Regions from separate parts of the Mus musculus genome. Here region 2 is linked to region 1. A link is a loop called in an ENCODE intact Hi-C map of the cell type or tissue named here. Cell type or tissue: heart. All regions are shown on one strand.

The links. Peaks named below come from ENCODE experiments on the same cell type or tissue, not always from the same donor. Only the 100,000 strongest peaks of a DNase experiment are listed, where the experiment ranks them.
Region 2: it touches region 1 in a loop (2.5-fold over the local background); 2 of 42 quality-filtered maps call a loop at or near these places.

The regions. Positions count from the first base shown.
Region 1 is chr8:99,442,218-99,450,217 of GRCm38, reverse strand. All of the region lies in intron 1 of A330008L17Rik (RIKEN cDNA A330008L17 gene), which reads right to left. Among named protein-coding and RNA genes, the nearest start is that of A330008L17Rik, 30 kb to the right of the region's middle. In heart, no CTCF peak of the experiment used is centred here; a DNase peak (open chromatin) is centred at 3,547.
Region 2 is chr8:99,560,780-99,568,779 of GRCm38, reverse strand. All of the region lies in intron 1 of A330008L17Rik (RIKEN cDNA A330008L17 gene), which reads right to left. Among named protein-coding and RNA genes, the nearest start is that of A330008L17Rik, 150 kb to the right of the region's middle. In heart, no CTCF peak of the experiment used is centred here; no DNase peak of the experiment used is centred here.

The DNA of each region.
Region 1 (8,000 bases):
CTTTCTAAACAATCAAAAGACACTGGGCATCGGAATAGCCTATATGGGAACTAGCTGTGAAAAGACAGCAGGAGATACAGGAGGTCAGATGAAGTCAAAGCGAGGTATTCACCATTGCTATAACCATCAACAAGCACCCCTGGGTTAAGCTCTCCTGAGGTTCTGACCTTATCTCACCTTGGAGAAAGTTTCTGTGCAAATGAAAGATACCTCTGATCCTGCAGGAACACAGGAGAGATGTCTTTGGATGTGATCCAGAAGGTAGTGAAATCAAAATCATAAATCCCGTGGGTGCTTATCCCTGCTAACAGAGAAAAATACGGAAGCCTCTGAGTCTTGCAACTGTTTCCATCTGTTCTCTTTATGTGTAACTGATGTAAGAAATTAGTGACTGCCAGAAGTCACTTGGTTTGCAATTATCATGTTTAATGGTATTAGTACAAAGTAGGAAAATGAGCTAGTCTATTCTCGAACAGAAAGCACAGATGAAGGTGAAATCAACTTTGGAGGCACTCTATCACCTATGACATCCTGTCTCATTATCTAAAGTAAAAAAGCGTTCCCACTTCACTTAGGAAGCAGATGGAAACCCCTAAGACCTGCTGACACAGGAGGGAAGGATCCATCTAAGAAGCATGCGATTCTCATGATGAGCCAAAGGAATTGTTTTGTATCATGGGGTCAAACAGGACATAGACCTTACCAAGTCAGTCCTAATCTAAATTAACCTTTGATCTTTAGTGTTTGTTCCATGTCAAAAACAGGTGTCACCATATCCATTCTTATTTTTAGCCAGGTCCTAGCAGTTCACATATATAGCCATTCTAACTTTCTATAACTCTCCAAGGCATGAGAAGAAATTTCATGTTAGCCAGATCTTGATGGGCTGTTTCTGTTTAAGAGAAAGTCAGAAAAAGCACCTTCCCAGTGGGGTTATTAATTTAACCCCTGAAAAGATGTTCACAGGGAAAGTGTGCTCAAAACATAATGAAGCTGGACGTTATTGCAGAACTCAGTATTATAAATGGTCAAAAAATGAGTGATTTTCCTGAAGTACACACAAAATGGAGAGTCATTTTTATAGATAGTCTTTAGTCAAGATTGTAGGTAAAATAAAAACACAACAAGCAACTGCTGAAAAAAAATTTGGTCTGGTGCAGGAATTAGGTCTTAGCAGAAAATATATGCATTTTATAGACAAAACAGATATGAGATTCTGAATGACCAATCTGTCATTATTATCTGAGGACTTAATTACATCCTTTTGAAAAGTCTCCTTTCCAAAGTCTAAAATTCCCAGTGGTAAATATAAAGAGTCTAGCTATCCCATTATACCACACAGTATGCACAAGTGACCATGATGACCCTGACATGCAGTAGATGATTAATAAAGCCCATTTTGACCCTTCAAAACAATCACATCTTGTTCTTTTACTATTTGGGTTAGGGAGGGGAGCCACACAAATCAAATGAATGAATCCCAAAACTTACAGAGTAACATAATGTATAATACAATTGTGGTAATTGGAAACTATCACAGGAGTCACTCATTGTCCATAGACTCTTGACTTGCACACAACTGGCAAATCTGAAGATAGTGAAGGTCATAGTGTACATATTCTAAAACATCTTTAGAAAAAAAAAGCAAAAAGTTCATAGATTGTCCTTTATTAAAGTTCCCAATAATGCATAGTTTTGCAGCTTAATTTACAGCACTTATACATTGGCTTCTAAAAAGTAAATAGTCCATAGCAGAAAACAGATAGGCATGCCAACAACAAACCATTTCTTTCTACTACTATCATGGCGATGTTAGCAAACTTTATCATTATTGGGATACAGTCTTAAATTTAACAATCACTCTGCTTCAGGGTTCACAGAAAATCTACAAATAAAGCAAACTAGGCTCTATACCATCAGGGACATGGACAATTAATACTACTGAATTTCGAGACTAATACTGGTAAAAAAAAAATCATTAGTTTGATTTTTGAGAATTCCATACATGGTACAATATATCCATCCCTCTCTTTCTTAGTATTGGGTATACAGGTGTGCCCTACACCCTCTCCAAACACAAATATGTAAATAAATCTAGGGAACAAATTGTATACATGCTATCGTGTATCATCCTTATATATTTCTGTTATTAAAATAAAAAATCGTATTAGTTTCTTTTGAGTTATTATGGGGATAAAATGTTATAAATTCTATTCATCATGAATTTGCATTTATTACAATATAAATAACTTTATTATTTGGTAGCTATAATGTCTAAGGTTTTGCTACAAGCACTAACTTAAACACTCATACAAAGTTATTTTTAGTTTTTTTTTTAACTGAGGAACTTTCAACTAAATATTTATTTGATGCATTCGAATCATTCTTTCAGAGATCTAATAACAAAATTATTATACTCCTAGCACCTCCTCTGTTAGCACTATGATTTGTTGTATTCCATTAGTTAAATAATGGAACAAATAAGCACAAAGAGATCTTTAGTCTTTGGAACAGAAAATCTTGTGAGCGATTTTGTTTAAGTTTTTTTTTAAAGTTTTATTTTATTTTTATCCTTTTAAGAACAGTTCAACTGGGACCATGCATATTTAAATTCAATATAGATTAGTGGCATGTAATAAAGCCAATTTTGACTTTATGCAAAAAATGTATACATAGTAGTAATTTCACCATCACTGAGCCAAATCCTTGGTGAGATTGGGTTATAGCTTAGGTAAGTCACAAATAAATGTATTTATTTCATTACTAACTGATAACATATAAGACCTGAGTTGTAGGCTAAAAAGATAACTCAGTGTTTATCACCAAGGTGAAGGTCTAGAGTTGTGTTGCTAGGACCCACATGGTTGAACAAGAGAAATGATGCCACCAAGTTGTGACCTCTACATTTGTCCTGTTGAATGAAGTGAAAACTTAAGGGTTCTTTGGAAATTCAGTTGTGTTGGATGGTGTTTTGCTGGGGCAAACACATGAAAGAATGTTTCACTGAAGCAGATACAGGTGAAAGGATGTTCTGAGAGTGCAACCACATGAAATGACATGTGACAAGGGATTCTTCACTAACAACATACATTGCATAGTTGAGCTCCATTTTTCAGGACTCCATAGAGAGAAATGTACCAAAAAACTTCCTGTGGTTTACTCAGACTGATTGGCAGAGTGATATCAGCTGAGACAGACTCACATGGAGTTTTGCTAAGAGTCACATGCTGAGGCAAGAACCCTGGAAGTCACTTGATGTTTGGAGGGAGTATTTGACAAACAGTGACAGTTATAGCTTTCTTGGCTTGGCTTGGTTTGGCTTGGTTTGGCTTGGTTTGGCTTGGCTTGGCTTGGCTTGGCTTGGCTTGGCTTGGCTTGGCTTGGCTTGGCTTGGCTTGGCTTGGCTTGACTTTACTAGGCTGGGATAGGGTTGCTATATAAAGAGCTAGCTTTGCAACACTTGTTGGTCTCTCATCACTGTTGATATTCTCTTCATGGAGAGAGGCACAGCTGAGAACTTTTCCTGCAGTTCCTGTGCACACTGGTCTTGCTTGCTGACTCATACTGACTGGGCTGAGACCTGGCTGTTCCGGTGAGGTCATGCCACCACTGCTGCCATCCCAACTCTAGTGAACTGGACTACTGCTGTATCCCTCAAGTGTTTACCAGTGGATAGAGTGGCTTGAGCTGAGCTGTCACATCTGACCTGTGAAGTGAACTGACAACACAAATGGGATTTGCTCCAAAGAACCATTTTTAAACAGGTTCACTTCCCCCATAGCCTTTCTTTTCTACTACCTCTGGTGGGTGGTAGGCTAGAAGGGAGCTATAAAAAACATTAAAAATAGGATTTGGAAAAAAAAAGTTGCATTGGCACTAAACCCTCACACATTAAAAAAAATGAGTAAATGTTTTAAAAGTTTAGATGTAGTGAAAGGGAGAAGTATAGCAGACAGTAATGAAACTTATTTATGAAAATATAATAATGAAACACATTCTTTTATATTTTAATGGTGTATTTTAAAATGAGGCTGAGAGGCTAGCTAGATGAATTAGAAGTTAATTACACTTGTGCTCTTACAGTGCACTAAGATTTGTTTCCCAGCACCCATGTGTCAGTTTAAAACCTTAGATGACTCCAGTTTCAAGGATTCCAATGCATTCTAATTGCCTACAGATACACACACACACACACACACACACACACACACACACACACACAGAGAGAGAGAGAGAGAGAGAGAGAGAGAGAGAGGCAAATATTTTGAAAGAAAAACAGAAAAAATAATATAAAAGATTACCTCCATATAACATAGCATTGAGATGAGATAGAGAAAGTCATCAATCATTTTTTGCTGTCCAACCCTGAGGATCTGAGTTTGATCCCAGGAGAGGAGACATGGGCTTGTCATCCCAGCACCCAGGAAGGGTAAACACAAAAAGATCCCTGGGGATTGCTACCCAGTCACCATAGTAGAGCCAAGGAGCTCTAGGTTCAGCTAGATATTCAAAAAAATCAGTTGAGAAAACACCTGGAATTGTGATTTGTCCTATGTATAAGTGCATATACACCCACATACATGTGCCCACAAACTAATGGAAGAAAAATTTATATTAAAATAAAAATTCTAGCATTGCATTCAGGGCTCATAGTTTGACAAAGAGGTGTGTTTGCGGCACACTCATTAATAATGTCTTTTATTCATGTTAAGGGTATCATGCTGGAAAAGACTGCAGAGTGCTAAGAACCAGTCCACATTGAACATGCAAACTTTCTTTGAAAAATAAATTCTCTCATTATGTCTTTCATCTCCCATGTTGTGCAAAGAAGCTTTGACTCTGCATTAATTGTTTAAATCATCAATATGATCAAAATATAAAGAAGGTAGAAGATGATTTGTAGGTGAAATTGAGTATTCTATTTCATATAAATAAGTAAGCAGAATTGTGTCTGTATCTGTTAGATAATAAAAGTTGTTAACATATAAAAGAATAAATTCAGTGAAAAGAAAAAGAGAACAAAGTATAATGGCACACACATATAAAAATGCTATAATGAAACATGTTTTTGTGTGTGTGTGTGTGTGTGTGTGTGTGTGTGTGTGTGTGTGTATGCATGATGGATTAAAAGAGAGAAAGAGAGAGTGACTGAAAGAGATAACACGAATTGTATGTCAGACCTTTTGCTAAGGACCATGCACCATGGATTCAAAAATTATTAAGGCAAAATTTTTGATTACTGTAAATATACAGGTTTGCTGGGGTGGTTTAATTGAAATGTTTTCTATAGATCTCAGGCTTTTGAATACTAACTTGGCCCCCAAGTAGTGTATCTTTGTTAAGAGGCTTTGCCTTGCTGAGAAAAGTATGTCAATGAGTGCTGGGTTTAAGTTGACAAAAGGATGCTACTATCTCTGCTTGCTATTTGTGATTCAAAATTAAATCCCTCCACTGCTGACACTACTCTCTGCACCTGGTCCCTCCTGGTACCAGGATTCTAAACATCTGCAATCACAGCGTCAAAGAAACCATAATGTTTCATCACTGAAGTAGGAAAATAACTATTCCACTTACATGGGAGGGCTTGTAAATACATTATATCTGGGCAGGACAAACTCAACAAGGGTGGAGAAAATTATATAGTGAAGTCCATAACAACCCTAGCAAACACAGTCAGGGAAGAAGTGGGGAAACTGTGGAGTAGATATCAATTACTGAATGCAAGGCTTTCTCAGGAGACTCCCCCTTAAAGAACTTAACTCCTTCTCTACACTGTTGGAAGTGTTTTATTGACTCATGTTCTGCCTTCTTTCTACATGCAACTATCCTGGCAGAGGCTTAATTATCATCTTAAATGCCAAGTTGATGTTAGGTTCCCTAAAGGTTGGAGTAGCATCAACCCTATAAAACGTGTCTTTGGAGGGATGAAGAGCTAAGAAAAAGCTCTCAGGAGAAGACCACAACTGACGTAAAATTAGAATACGGGAGCTTGTCAGACAAGGAGGAAAGAAAAAAATATTTCAAAAATATAATTGAGGTAAGTAGGAAAACACATTCCCCCTTCATTCTGGAGACTATGTCCACTGTTATCTATCTCTTAGGGGACTATTAATGCCAAATACATCAGGGGTTAACTGGAGGGATGTGTGCAGATAACTCTGCAGAATTTTTTTTCAAATACAGTGTTTTAACTTAGAAAAATTCAGGATAATGTTTTCTCTGAATAAAAAGGGATTAATTTATGTTGCCTACCTGTAAAACAAGAACACTGGTAGCTTTCTGTAACTATCCGTGTTTACAGAATAAATGAAAAAGACAAAATGTTCTCTTCATTCCTAAGACCATATGCAGGTCTGAATAAAGTAGCCTACTCTGCATTCAGCCAATCTCTTGAGCATCTTCTCTCACTCCAACTCAAAATAGTCTGAAAATGTTGTCTGTAAACATCCTAAAGAAACATTAAGTCTTTGTTGGAATGTAAAGGAAGAGTGTGAGTTAGTGTTGTACATTAGTGTCCTCCCACTCAGGGCCTTAAAATCTGACTCATAACCAGAAAGTAAACAAATGGATTTCTCCATTCGTTCCTCACTTTCATGTGCATGATGCATGAATAATGGAAGAGAGTGGCTTCCAGGCTGGCTTGCTTTCTCCTGTACTCATTTCCTAACAGCACTACTGAAGCCAAAGTTCACTGTCACTGTTTTAAGAAGAGAAAGTCATGTTTAACCATATTTATGAGAAAAGAAAAAGGAAAAAACACAACAAAACAGTTTTTCTGTCTACATGAGCTTTTCAGGAGAAAGATAAGGCACAGCTGTCCCAAGAGCTGGGACTTATTTAGTGATTATGATACTTAGGCTCAATTATCACGAACTGATTTAGTCTGTATAACAAACATCTTGAAGTCCAATCTGATATACCTATAGCACTGTCTTTTATTACCAAATAAGTTATGAAAAGTCATGCAACCTTGAGGTAAGTCCATGGAGAATATTGGATCACTAGGTCCATAACCTAACTTTTTTTTTTTTTTTTTTTTGAAACAGGGTTTCTCTGTGTAGCCCTGGCTGTCCTGGAACTCACTTTGTAGACCAGGCTGGTCTCGAACTCAGAAATACACCTGTCTCTGCCTCACGAGTGCTGGGATTAAAGGCGTGCTTCTAAAGAAAGAAACATATGGTAGGAAAATCAAGAAGGGACTTTAAAAGAAGATTTCTTTCATTTTTGAAATTACCATTAAATTACATTTTTAAACCCTTCTACCTCCTCCCTCCCATATGCTCAGGTGTGTTCTCATTCAAACTTATAGCTTCTTTGTTCATGAATTGTGTGTGTGTGTGTGTGTGTGTGTGTGTGTGTGTGTGTGTGTGTGTGTTTGGATATGGATGAATAGGTACAGAGCCACACACTTAGGATGTGAGCCACTGAAGAGAAAAACACAGAAGACAAAGCCTATCTGCCATTAATTATGTTGTTTTCTTTGATTCTAGAACATGCTATTGAAATCACTATTTCCTAGCTAGCCCTAGATAGGCTGTACTCTATATAATGTGACTTTTCCCATGTGATATAGTTCAGAATGAGAAGTAGAGTCAGGATCTGAGTGTTGGTATTTTGGCACACATGAAAAGTTGGTGGAGCTGGAGACAGCGTGTAATCTGTAATGTACTTTTGGGTAAACCTGAGTACCTTAGTTTGAACCTCCACAGCTGTGTACAATCTAAGTGGAACGGTTGGGTATTTTAAATCCTGACACTGGAGGATGAAGCTCTCTCTGTCCAGCCAACTCAGTGAGTTCCAGATTCATAGAAAGACGATGTCTCAAAATAAGGAAGGATAGGGGCTGAAAGTGACCTCTGGCTTTCATATGCATACAAACACATGTGTCATGCACCTGCACACATATAACAAACACGTAAAAGGAAGAAAAAGAAGTGACACCATGAAACCATTTAACAGAGTTCATGTGGTTTTGAAAAAAGGGGTTTCACAGAAACGAA
Region 2 (8,000 bases), 120 kb before region 1:
AGAAGAAGGAGAAAATGGAAGAGGGAGAGGATGCAGAGGAGGAGGAAGAAGAAGAAAAGCATAGCAGAAGCACACGGCCTGGAGAAACCACAGTTCTAAGGGGTCTCAAAAGCTGTGGAAGATGGTAGTATAGCAGTTGATCTGCCCAATCTAGGCACGCAGCAAGTAATCATATAAACTGTGTTCTGTTTTCATTGCCAGGGCATATTTGGGAGGAGATTTACCGCAACAAATGGCTGGGGAGTTGGGGAAGAAATTGGAAGGAGAAGAAGTATGAGAAACTAAAATCAAGGTAAAATGTATGCTATAAGAACCTATTTTTAATAAAAATATCTCTATTTCTTTAATTATCTTTAATCTATTTTTTTAAGTCTAGATGGTATCCTCCTCCCAGGCTGCCATTCTTTCTTTCTTTCTTTTTTTGTAAAGGCCTACTTTATATTTCATTTCTTATGAATGACCTGGTTCCTTCATTTCTTTGTGGTTGGTTGGTTGGTTGGTTATTTGGTTGGTTTGAATTTTTTCTTTATTATTATAATTTGTTTTTTTCTGAGGTTGTATTTCTCTGTATAGCCCTAGCTGAAACTCACTTTGTAGACCAGACTGGCCTCGAACTCAGAAATCCTCCTGCCTCTGCCTCCAAAGTGCTGGGATTAAAGGTGTGCACCACCACACCCAGCTCTTTCTCTTTTTTTTGTTTTAATTTTTTATTAGATATTTTCTTTATTTACATTTCAAATGCTTTCCCCTTTCCTAGTTTCCCCTCCAAAAATCTCCTTTCCCCTCCCACTTACCAGTATTCACCATCCCACCCACTCCTACTTCCTGACCCTGGCATTCCTCTATACTGGGGTATAGGACATTCATAGAACCAAGGGCCTCTCTTCCCATTGATGACCCAGTAGACCATCCTCTGCTACATATGTAGCTAGAGCAATGAGTCCCACCATGTGCTTTCGTTGAGTGGTGGTTTACTCCCAGGGAGCTCTGGGGGTACTGTTTAGTCCATATTGTTCATCCTATGGGGCTGCAAACTCCTTCAGCTCCTTGGGTACTTTCTCTACCTCCTTCATTTGGAATCCTATGCTCAGCCCAATGGGTAGCTGTGAGCATCCACTTCTGTATTTGTCAGGTTCTGGCAGAGCCTCTCATGAGACAGCTATATCAGGCTCCTGTCAGCAAGCTCTTATTTGTATCCACAACAGTGTCTGGTTTTCATGGTTATTTATAGAATGGATCCCAAGGAGGGCAGTCTCTGCTCTGAACTTTGTATCTATAACTCCTTCAATGGGTATTTTGTTCCCCCTTCTAAGAAGGAGCAAAGTGTCTACAATTTGGTCTTCCTTCTTGAGTTTCATTTTGCAAATTGTATCTTGGGTACTCTGAGCTTCTGAGCTAATATCCACTTATCAGTGAGTGCATATCATGTTTGTTCTTTTGTGATTGGGTTACCTTACTTAGGGTGATATACTCCAGATCCATCCATTTGTCTAAGAATTTCATAAATTCATTGTTTTTAATACAGGCATAGCACTCCATTGTGTAAATGTACCACAATTTCTGTATCCATTCCTCTGTTGAGGGACATCTTGGTACTTTCTAGCCTCTGACTATTATAAATAAGGCTGCTATGAGCATAGTGGAGCATGTGGCCTTATTACATGTTGGAACATCTTCTGGGTATATGCCCAGGACTGGTATTGCTGGGTCCTCAGGTAGTACTACATCCAATTTTTTGAGGAACTGCCAAACTGATTTCCAGAGTGGTTGTACAAACTTGCATTGCCACCAGCAATGGAGGAATGTTCTTCTTTCTCCACATTCTCACCAGCATCTGCTGTCACCTGAGTTTTTGATCTTAGCCATTCTTACTGGTGTGAGGTAGAATCCCAGAGTTGTTTTGATTTCCATTTCCCTGATGACTAAATTATGCTGAACATTTTTTTAGGTGTTTCTCAACCACTCAGTATTCATTAGTTGAGAATTCTTTGTTTAGCTCTCTACCCTAAAAAGTTGGTGGACTCTTTTGTCTTATTGTCAGCATCCTTTGCCTTACAGAAGCTTTGCGATTTTATGAGGTCCCATTTGTCAATTCTTGATCTCACAGCACAAGCCATTGGTGTTCTGTTCAGGAAATATCCCCTGCCCATATATTCAAGGCTCTTCCCCCCTTTCTCTTCTATATGTTTCAGTGTCTCTGGTTTTATGTGGAGTTCCTTGATCCACTTAGACTTGAGCTTTGTAAGAGGAGATATGAATGGATCAATTCCCATTCTTCTACATGCTAACCCTCAGTTGAGCCAGCACCATTTGTTAAAAATGAAGTCTTTGTTCTACTGGATGGTGTTTGCTTCTTTGTGAAAGATCAAGTGACCACAGATGGGCGGGTCACTTGATCTTGATTCAATACTGGGTCTTCAATTCTATTCCACTTATTGAAAAGATATTCTACCTGTCTGTCACTATAACAGTACCATGCAGTTTTTATCACAGTTGCTCTGTAGTACAGCTTTAGGTCAGTGATGGTGATTCCACCAGAGGTTCTTTTATTGTTGAGAATAGTTTTTGCTTTCTTAGGGTTTTTTGTTATTGTGGATGAATTTGAAAATTGCCCTTTCTAACTCTGTGAAGTTGGAATTGTGATGGGAATTACATTGAATCTGTAGATTGCTTTCAGCAAGATAGACATTTTTACTATATTATTCCTGCCAATCCATGATCATGAGAGATCTTCCCATGTTCTGAGATCTTCTTTGATTTCTTTCTTCAGATACTTTAAGCTTTTTTTTTATTGGATATTTTCCTTATTTACATTTCTAATGTTATCACTTTTCTTGGTTTCCCCTCCTAAAAACACTCTCCCCCTATTTCCTCCCCACTCTCCCTGCTCACCAACCACCCCCACTCCTTCTTCCTGGCCATGGCATTCTCCCACACTGGGGCATATAGCCTTCATAGGACAAAGGGCCTTTCCTCTCATTGATGACCAACTAGGACATCCTCTATTGCATAAGCAGCTGGAGCCATGAGTCCCACTGTGTGTGCTTTTTTGGTAGGTGGTTTAGTCCCTGGGAGCTCTGGGGGTACTGGCTAGTTCATATTGTTGTTCTTCCTATGGGGCTGCAAACCCCTTCAGCTCCTTGGGTACTTTCTCTAGCTCCTTCATTTGGGATCCTATGCTCAGCCCACTGGATGGCTGTGAGCATCCACCTCTGTATTTGTCAGGCACTGGCAGAGGCTCTCAGGAGACAGCTATATCAGGCTCCTGTCAGCAAACACTTGTTGGCATCCACAACAGTGTCTAGGTTTGGTGATTGTAAATGGGATTGTTCCCCAGGTGAGTAAGTCTCTTGATGGTCATTTCTTGGGTCTCTAAACCACACTTTGTCTCTATAACTCCTTGTATGGGTGTTTTATTTCCCCCTTTTAAGACAGATAGAAGTATCCACACTATGGTCTTCATTCTTCTTGAGTTTCATGTGGTTTGTTAATTTTATCTTGAGTATTCTAAGCTTCTGGGCTTCTGGGCTAATATCCACATATTGGTACGTGTATATCATGTGTGTTCTTTTGTGATTGGGTTAACTCACTTGGGATGATATACCATCCATTTGCCTAAGAAATTCATAAATTCATTGTTTTTAATAGCTGCATAGTACTCCATTGTGTAAATGGACCACATTTACTGTATCCATTCCTCTGTTAAGGAACATCTGGGTTCTTTCCAGCTTCTGACTATTATAAATAAGGCTGCTATGAAAATAGTAGAGCATGTGTCCTTGTTACATGTTGGAACATCTTCTAGGTATATGCCCAGGACTGGTATTGCTAGAATTGCTGAATTTTTGTCTTATTGTCAGTGTCCTTTGCCTTACAGAAGCTTTGTAATTTTATGAGGTTCCACTTGTCAATTCTTGATCTTACCTCACAAGTCATCGGTGTTCTTTCTGTTCAGGAATTTTTTCCCCCTATGTCCATATGTTCTTTGCCACTTTCTCTTCTATAAGTTTCAGTGTATCTGGTTATATGTGAAGGTCCTTGATCCACTTGGATTTGATCATTATACAAGGAGATAAGAATGAGTAGATTTGCCTTCTTCTATATGCTATCCACCAGTTGAGCCAGCACCATTTGTTGAGAGTGCTGTCTTTTTTTTTTTTTTTTTTTATTCCCCCCAGTGGATAGTTTTAGCTCCTTTGTCAAAGATCAAGTGACCATATGTGTGTGGGTTCATTTCTGGGTCTTCAATTCTGTTCCATTGATCTACCTGTCTGTTGCTGTACCAATACCATGCAGTTTTTTATCACAACAGTAGTACAGCTTGAGGTCAGGGATGGTAATTCCACCAGAAGTTTTTTTATTGTTGAGAATAGTTTTCACTATCCTGAACTTTTTGTTATTCCAGATGAATTTGGAAATTACTCTTTCTAAATCTATGAAGAACTGAGTTGAAATTTTGCTGGTAATTGCATTGAATTGATAGATAGCTTTAGGCAATATGCCCAATTTTCCTATATTAATCCTGCCAAACTATGAGCATGGGAGATCTTTTCAACTTCTGAGATCTTCTTCCACTTCTTTCTTCAGAGACTTGAAGTTCTTATCATATTGATTTTTCACTTGCTTTGTTAGATTCACATCAAGGTATTTTATATTATTTGTGACTATTGTGACTATTGTGAAGGGTGTTGTTTCCCTAATTTCTTTCTCAGCCTGTTTTTCCTCTTGTCCTTTGTGTAGAGGAAGGCCACTGGTTTTTTGTTTGTTTGTTTTTTGTTTTGCTTTGTTCTTTTTGTTGGTCTTTTTTTGGAGTTAATTTCATATCTAGCTACTTCACTGAAATTGTTTATCAGTTTTAGGAGTTCTCAGGTGGAATTGGGGGGGTCATTTATGTATACTATCATATCATCTGTAAATAGTGATATTTTGACTTCTTCCTTTCCAATTTGGATCGCTTTGATCTCCATTTGTTATTTAATTGCTCTGGCTAGGACTTCAAGTACTTTATTGAATAGCAAGGGAGAGAGTGGGCAGTCTTGTCTAGTCCCTGATTTTAGTGGGATTGCTTCCAGCTTCTCACCATTTACTTTGATGTTGGCTACTGGTGTCCTGTAGATTGCTTTTATCATGTTTAGGTTATGGGTCTCGAATTCCTGATCTTTCCAAGACTTTTATCATGAATGGGTGTTAGATTTTGTCAAATGCTTTCTCCGCATCTAACAAGATGATCATGTGTTTTTTTTTTTTTTTTTTTAGTTTGTTTTCATAGTGAATTACATGGATGGATTTCCATATATTGAACCATCCCTCCATCCCTGCCTACTTGATTATGGTGGATGATGCTTTTGATTTGTTCCTAGATTAGGTTTGTAAGAATTTTATTGAGTATTTTTACAACAATACTCATAATGAAGATTGGTCTGCAGTTCTTTATTGGGTCTTTGTGTGGTTTAGGTATCAGAGTAATTGTGGCTACATGGAACGAACTGGGTAGAGTACCTGCTGTTTCTATTTTGTGGGATAGTTTGAGGAGTATTGGAATTAGGTCCTCTTTATTAATGACTGTTTCTATTTGTTTAGGGGATATGGGACTCTTTAGATCTTTAATCTGATCCTGTCTAGAAAAATGTACATTTCATCCAGGTTCTCTAATTTTGTTGACTATAGGCTTTTGTATTAGGATCTGATGATTTTTTGGATATACTCAGATTCTGTTGTTATGTCCCCCTTTTCATTTCTGATTTTGTTAACTAGGATACTGTCCCAAGTGCCCTCTAGTTAGCCTGGCTAAGGGTTTATCTATTTTGTTGATTTTCTCAAAGAACCAGCTCCGGATTTTGTTGATTCTTTGAATAGTTCTTTTTGTTTCTACTTGGTTGATTTCAGCCTTGAGTTTCATTGTTTCCTGCTCTCTACTCCTCTTGGGTTTATTTGATTCCTTTAGTCCTAGAGCTTTTAGTTGTGTAGTCAAGCTGCTAGTGCATGCTCTCTCCAGTTTCTTTTTGGAGGGACTCGGAGCTATGAGTTTTCCTCTTAGGACTGATTTTCTTGTGTCCCATAATTTTGGGTATGTTGTGGCTTCATTTTCATCAAACTCTAAAAAGCCTTTAATTCCTTTCTTTATTTCTTTCTTGACCAAGTTATCATTGAGTAGAGTGTTATTCATCTTCCACGTATAAGTGGACTTTCTGTTATTTATGTTGTTACTTAAGATCAACCTTAATTCATAGTGATCTGATAGGACGCATGGGATTATTTCAATATTTTTTTATCTGTTGAGGTCTGTTTAGTGACTGATTATATGGTCAGTCTATAGATACCTGTTAAACCATTTCTTTCATAACTCCTGTTACTCTCTGTATTAGGGTTCTCTAGAGTCACAGAACTTATGGATAGTCTCTATATAGTAAGGGAATTTATTGATGACTTATAGTCTGCAGTCCAAATCCCAACAATGGTTAAGTTGTAGCTATGAATGGAAGTCCAAGGATCTAGCAGTTACTCAGTCTCACACAGCAAGCAGGCGAAGGAGCAAGAGCAAGACTCCCTTCTTCCAATGTCCTTATATTGTCTCCAGCAGAAGGTGTAGCCCAGATTAAAGGTGTGTTCCACCACACCCTTAATCCCAGATAAAAGGTGTAGCCCAGATTGGAGGTGTGTTCCATCACACCTTTAATCCCAGATAACCTTGAACTCGGAGATTTAATCTTCTGGAATCCATAGCCACTATGCCTCAAGATCTCCATACCAAGGTCCAGATCAGAAACTTTTATCTCCAAGCTTCCAGAGAACGGTGACTGGTGAGCCTTCCAATTCTGGATTGTAGTTCATTCCAAATATAGTCAAGTTGACAATCAGGAATAGCCACTACACTCTCACTGTGTCTCTGTTAAGTTTCTGTTTCCATAATCTGTCTATTGATGAGAGTGGGGTGTTGAAATCTCCCACTATTATTGTATGCAGTACATTGTGTGATTTGAGCTTTACTAACATTCCTTTAATGAATGTGGATGCCCTTGCATTTCAAGCATAGATGTTCAGAATTGAGAGTTTATCTTAGTAAATTTTACTTTTGATGAGTATGAAGTGTCCCTCCTTGTCTTTTTTATAATGTTAGGGTGAAAGTCGATTTTATTCGATATTAGAATGGCTACTTCAGCTTGTTTCCTGGGACCATTTGCTTGGAAATTTTTTTTCTAGACTTTTACTCTAAGGTAGTGTCTGTCTTTGTCCCTGATTTGGGTTTCCTCTGTGCAGCAAAATGTTGGGTCCTGTTTAAGTAGCCAGTCTATTAGTCTATGTCTTTTTATTGGGGAATGGATTCCATTGATATTAAGAGAAACTAAGGAAAGGTAATTGTTGCTTCCTAATATTTTTTTCTTGTTAGAGTTGGGATTCTGTTCACTTGGCTAACTTCTTTTAGCTTTGTTGAATGATTATTTTCTTGCTTTTTCTAGGACATAGTTTCCCTCCTTGTATTGGAGTTTTTTCTTTCTTATCCTTTGAAGGGCTGGATTTGTGGAAAGACATTGTATAAATTTCATTTTTTTTCATGTAATACTTTGGTTTCTCTATCTGTGGTAATTGAGAGTTTTCTGGGTATAATAGCCTGGTTTGGCCTTCCTGTTCTCTTTGGATCTGTATAATAGGTCTTTCTTTATATGTTACTTTACCTTTTTCCCTTACTGCTTTCAATATTCTTTGTTTAGTGCACTTGGTGTTTTGAGTATTATGTGTCAGGAAGAATTTCTTTTCTGGTCTAGTCTATTTGCCATTCTGTAGGCTTCTTGTATGTTCATGAGCATCTCTTTCTTTAGGTTAGGGAAATTTTCTTCTATAATTTTCTTTAAGACTTTTTAAATTAGTCACTTATAGTGGGTTGACCTAATGTTGCTTGTGTTCTAATACTAATACTGGTTCCTCAAGACCTGGTTTCCCAAGAGATGAAAGAGTCTGCATATATACCCAAATGATGCCATTTGACCTTGTCTCCAAGTTAT